Linked DNA regions of Homo sapiens: region 1 is linked to region 2. A link is a loop called in an ENCODE intact Hi-C map of the cell type or tissue named here. Cell type or tissue: PC-3. All regions are shown on one strand. Each heading gives the region's core, and the rest is flanking DNA. Links, peaks and the distances in the headings are about the cores only.

Region 1 (2,907 bases), core at 269-2,768, 350 kb before region 2:
ACCCCCATAAACGGCTAACAGTTTTTCAGAGCATTCTGCCCAGCGGGCCCTGTCCACAGTGCACAACAAGGCACAGAATGAGTTGTCTTACCTAACTCTTATCACTCCCATTATATGGATGAGGTTCAGAGGTCAGCAGCTTGCCCAAAGTGCTCAACTAGTGGGTAGCAGGGCTGAGCTGTGAGCCTAGGCAGTTTGATGCCAGAGTCCTAGCATCTAAGTCATCTCACTCCTCATGCAAGTCTGTGGGGACACGGGAGGGTCTCTGAGACTTGGTCCTTGGAAAGATGCTGGCATTGTCCTCTCTGGCTCCACTGGGAGCCCTGGCAGCCCCAGCTGGGCCCTGAGTGATGCTGCCAGTGTCTACCTACATCTGCTCAGTCCTCCTCACTGTATGGAACTCTGTGCCAGTGATTGGACAGGTGGCAGTCCCATGAGGCCAGCACACAAGGACCATGATGACTGTGAAGGCCACCTCAGAAAGGTCGTGTGCCTTTTCCCAGGCCTTGTGAGTCTCAGACAAGTGCAGCTGGGCAGAGCCCAGAGCACCACGGGCAGGAAATCAGACTGGTGAGTGGGCGAGTGGAAACTGTATCTGGGCTGGGCCAGCTAGGAGAGGCTTCCTGGAAGAGGTTGCCAGTTTAATTCAGACCTCTGGTTTGAGAAGGATGTGGATGACAGAGGAAGGCACAGGGTGTATGTGTGTGCCTGTGTGTGTGTGCACTCACGTGTGTGTGTGTGTGTGTGTATGTGTATGTGTGTGTGCATGTGTGTGACAATATGCCTGGTTTAGACATTCAGCACCTGCTGTGGAGTACCAGTTTCCCACTCGCAGACCTGTGTTCTGGCAGGATGTGGTTGACCTCAGCAGGGCCGGTGTCAAAGTCCTGACAAAGACTGGGAAGCTGAGGGAGGACCAGAGGAATCTGTGGAGGAAGAGGCGTTTGTGTAGGGCCTTGAAGGGTAGAGCACCATTGCTGAGGGTGCTGCAGGGACTCCTGGGTCACTTGGGCTGTTGTTCAGACTATATGGGAAGGACTCAGTTTTCATTACAACAGAGGTCTGTTGTATCTCTTCTGAGCTTCACACCTGGGGAAGTGGAGTTAGATCCCTCATTTTCCTCTGCTGGGGACATCATCATGGAAGATCTCTGGGTGGAGGCAGTAGTTGGAACATCTGGCTCTGTAAGCCCGCAACCTCCCTTGGCTCCAGGCTGCCATGTCTAATGGTGAAGGCCCATGGGCAAGAGCTGAGGACATCCCTAGGTGAGAGGCATTCCAAGCATACCTGTGCCATGAGAGTGTGCACAAAGCGCTTCCTGGAGAGCTGGCTCTGCTGCTCTCAGGACAGTGAGACCATGGCTCCTGTGAGCACTGGTGTTTTCCCTGGAGAACATTAGTTCTACTGCTCTCCCTCCATCTATTGGACATCTTGTGTGGTCCCAGATGAAAGGCCCCATCTTGGGGTTGAGAGAGGAACAGTGCTCTCGGCTTAAAATGCTTTCTGTGACATTCTCCCCAAGTGACTTTGGACTAAAGGCAGTTTCATAATCTTTTGCAAAACCATCATCTTTGTGGTGCAGTTGAACCCTGGGTTTGAATATGTGGTGGGGAGTAGGATCCAGTCTCGGTGACTGTTACTATCCCTGCATTCATGCTATGAGACAACATAGGCCGGCAGACACTCAGAAGGCAGGGCTCTCATTTGGGGTGGCCTGGGTGCATTTGCTGGTGAAACATTATTGGTTTTTATGAGGACTCACTTGGGTGCGCCCTGCACCTGGGGAACCCAGCCCCTTGAGGGACAGGAAAGAATGGCGTGAAGGGAGCTCTGGGTCCTGGGCTCCTCCCCACCCTCCTGCCCGTTTGGAACTAAGTGGATTAGGCCCTGTGCAATTGTGATTAAAATCCTGCTGTGTGGGAACCGTGGAGGTTTGGCTTAGAGCAGGAACACGAGGCTCCCGTTTGGGGAACAAGGAGCCTCAGGAGGCCCTTTCAGCACTAGACAGGCCAGAGATGCTGAAAAGATTGCTTTTGTTTTTGAGGCGGGTTTGGGATTAGGGTTGCCTTTTTCTTTAGACTAGGGCTTTGTCTTTGCTGCCTTCTCCTCATGGCACTAGCGATCTTTCTGTCCTCTGCCTCCTCGTCCCTCTCATTTCTCCTTTTCCACCTGTTTCTCCTGCTATCGCTCTGTCCCCGCTCTCCCGGGCCTTGCCAGTTTGCCTGTCTCGTGTGTTTCAGGCCTCATGGCCTCTTTTCTGCAGCCTGGCAGGCTGAGGGCAGGCGGAGGACAGAGCAGGGCCAGGTCAGGTGCTAAGGACTCATCCTGGTCAGCGGGCAGCTCACTCCCCCACCCCCACCCCAGGGGAGGGTGGGGGTGGGGAAGGAAGGAGGAGTGAGTGCTGTACCCATGCCACTCACAGTGTCCCCTCCTGCTGCCCGCCTTGACCAGGTGTCAGCAGCCTTGGCAGTCAGAACAGTGGACTCAGGAGTTCTTGGGCTGAGCTGTAACCTGAGGAGGTCCCCCGCCACCCCCCCATGGCTTGTGTGAAGTCAACTTCAGCTGCAGTCTCTGCTGTTGGGTCTCCTTTTACGGCCCAATGGTCTGAGACTTTTGCTTGGGACAATTGTGTGGGACTAGGCACAGTACGACCCCCAAGGGTTCCCTAGCCACAGTGAGGTATAGACAGGGCTGAGATCTGACCTGAGTCAGAGCCTTAGAGCCAGCCAGAGGAGCTGGTGGGAGTCTGGGAGGGCTCAAGGTATGAGGTGCAACCTACCGCCATTTTTACAGAGGGCAGAGCTGAGTGTGAGCTGCACCTGCACTAGCTGGTGTGAACACTCAAGACTCTCTAGCTGGCACCCTGCACCTGACCACCCTTGCCCTGCTAAGGCTCAGAGGCTACAT
Region 2 (2,907 bases), core at 208-2,707:
CAGTGAGCCGAGATAGCGCCACTGCACTCCAGCCTGAGCAACAGAGCAAGACTCCATCTTAAAAAAGAAAAGAAAAGAAAAGAAAAGAAAAAAACTATGAAAATAGGACCCAGTCTCTTCTGGCTTATAAAGTTTCTGCCGAGAAGTCTGCTGTCAGTCTGATGTGACTCATTTATAGGTGATTATATGCTTTTATTTTGCTGATTTTAGGATTTTTTCCTTTACGTTCACTTTAGATAGTTGGATGACTATGTCTTGCTGAGGTCTGTCTTGCAGTATATCTTTATGGAGTTCTCTGAGCTTCTCATATCTGGATATCTAAATCTCTAGCAAGACTATGGAAATTTTCCTCAATTATTTCCTCAAATAGGTATACCAAAACTTTTTCTTTTTCTTCTCCATTTGGAATATTTATAACACATAGGTTTGGATATATTACATAATCCTTTACTTCTTGAAGGCTTTTCACTTTTTAAATCTTTTTTCTTTATTTTTGTCTGTTTGGGTTAATTAGAAAGACCTGTCTTCAAGCTCTGAGATTCTTTCCTCTGCTTGTTCTAGTCTATTGTCTTCAGTGAACATTTTATTTCCAGAAGTTCTATTTGGTTTTTCTAAAAAGTGTGTATCTCTTCAGTAAATTTTTCATTTATGTCCTAAATATTTTTTTCTGATTTCTTTGTGTTGGTTTTCAACTTTTTCTTAGATCTCATTGAGCCTTTTTTTTTTTTAATTTAAAACAGGGTATCACTCTCTTGCCCAGACTGCAGTGCAGTGGTGCAAAAATAGCTCACTGCAGCCATGAACTCCTGGGGTCAAGTGATCCTTCAGCCTCCCAAGTTTCTGGGACTACAGGCACATACTACCACACTCATCTAATTTTTATATATATATATATATATATATATATATATATATATATATATATATATATATATAATGTGTGTGTGTGTGTGTGTATATATATATATTTTTTTTATTTTAATTTTTAATTTTTTTTTTTTGAGATAGGGGACTCACTATGTTTCCCATGCTGGTCTTGAACTCCTGGCCTCAAGTGATCCTCTGGCTTTGTCCTCCCAAAGTGATGGGATTACAGCTGTGTGTCATCATGCTCAGCCCCACTGAGATTATTTAAAATCAGTTTTGAAATCTTTATCTGGTATTTCAAAGATTTCATTTTGGTTAGTATGATCTATTGCTGAGGAATTAGTGTGATCCTTTGGGGGTGTTGTAATGCTGTTTTTTTATATTTTCAGAATTGTTTCTCTGTTTCCTTCTTTTCTAAATAAACTATTTTTCTTATTTTTGAATTTACTTATGTTGGATGGTATTAGTTTTTCCCCTTGAAGATGTGACTATAATGTATGTTGTATAGGGTCATTAGGTTCTGGATGCTTTTAGTGGTAAAGACTATATGAACTCCTTGTAATAGACAACCTTTGTGGGGTGGTTTTCTTAAATGCTGGTTGTAGTAACAATGCACTAGATGTATGAACAGTCTCACTCCCTCTTGCGGGACCAGGTTGGCGAGGTCTCAGGAAACTAACCTTGTTTCCTGGTGCTGTGCACTTGTGTCAGCAGATTTTATATTGGGTTTTGCAGTTCAACCTGTAGGCCAGTAGGTGGCGCTTACAGGTAAGGGCTGGCTGAGGCAGAAGCAGATGTGTATATGCTAGACAGATAAAGGACTTTATTTACCAGAAGCAGCTCTCTGTTGCCTCAGGAACTGGGCTGGTCTATAGAATACACAGTGGCCTTAGATCCCTGCTCAGTAACTGAGGTGGGGAACAAAGCCAGGCAGATCTGAACCCCCATGCTTACTCTCAGATACCCCAGTGCCAGGCACAAGCACCAGCACTGATTAGACTGGCAAGGGGAGCTCCTGGTGAAATCTGCTGAGGTCCCCACAGGAGGTGGGGTTGCTGCCCCAGCTCCATGACCTATACAGGCAGGAATATGATCCACTTCCCTGTCATGCTCTTGTCCAGTGCTCGGAACACTCAGATTGGACAGACAATGCTTTCTATCTCCAGGCTGCAGTGTAGCCAAGAGCTGTGAAGATATCTATCTTGTGGCTCACAGTCAAAATGTCTTCTTTGTGGAACTTCCTCCCTCATCCCAAAGCACACAGCTCTGTGGTTGTCCTGCTCTTCACTGCAGGTATGCTGCTACTGGGAGGGGCCCTGCATTTTGTGCAAGGCTGGGCCTGATGGGCACACCACCAGTGGGGATGCTGCTGCCCCCTAATCGCCCTAGAATAGGCATCCTCCAGTGTGCCTTTGCCAGCCTCCTGCAGGAGTAGCCATGGCTTTGTGTGCAGTGGTGGGTAATGGTGGGAGAGAAGTCTCCCTCTCTGTATCTGCGCCTGAGCACTGAGGCTGCCTGGCTCCTGGGATGGAACCACACTCTTCCCTTTTAGAACTAAGCACAACATCTGCATTTCCACTGGAAGTGGTGCAGTCACTTCTACCCCACAGATGGGCAGCTCTAAGGCAAGGGAAAGCATGCACTGTGGTCTCTTTTGTCTCAAGGGGTGCCCCTTTGGCGGGTTGCACTCTTGCCTTAGGAACAACATTCCCTGAGGACTGGGACACTGGGAACCCTGAAGCTCTCCTCGGTTCAGCCAGCCCTGTGTGCCTGCTGCAATTCATGTGGGTGCGGAGAAATGTCTGCTAGGACTCCAGTGATGTGGAAACACAAGCACTGAGGTTTCCTGGTGGATTTATTTCTAGTTTCTCTATGCTGTTATATTGGTTATGTGTCTGTTTTTGTACCAGTACCATGCTGTTTTGGTTACTATAGCTTTGTAGTGTATTTTGAAATCAGGTAATGTGATGCCTATAGCTTTGTTCTCTTTGCTCAGGGTTGCTTTGGCTATTTTTTTTTTTTTAATTCCATACAAGTTTT

What was found. Peaks named below come from ENCODE experiments on the same cell type or tissue, not always from the same donor. Only the 100,000 strongest peaks of a DNase experiment are listed, where the experiment ranks them.
Region 1: it touches region 2 in a loop (10-fold over the local background); 18 of 110 quality-filtered maps call a loop at or near these places.

The regions. Positions count from the first base shown.
Region 1 is chr3:50,623,551-50,626,457 of GRCh38, forward strand. All of the region lies in intron 2 of MAPKAPK3 (MAPK activated protein kinase 3), which reads left to right. Among named protein-coding and RNA genes, the nearest start is that of MAPKAPK3, 7.9 kb to the left of the region's middle. RefSeq lists silencers at 465-514, 545-644 and an enhancer at 1,936-2,712. In PC-3, for the core only: no CTCF peak of the experiment used is centred there; a DNase peak (open chromatin) is centred at 1,301; H3K27ac peaks cover 1,345 bases.
Region 2 is chr3:50,970,012-50,972,918 of GRCh38, forward strand. All of the region lies in intron 5 of DOCK3 (dedicator of cytokinesis 3), which reads left to right. Among named protein-coding and RNA genes, the nearest start is that of MIR4787, 300 kb to the left of the region's middle. RefSeq lists a silencer at 1,561-1,620. In PC-3, for the core only: a CTCF peak has its summit at 1,614 (motif pointing right); a DNase peak (open chromatin) is centred at 1,600.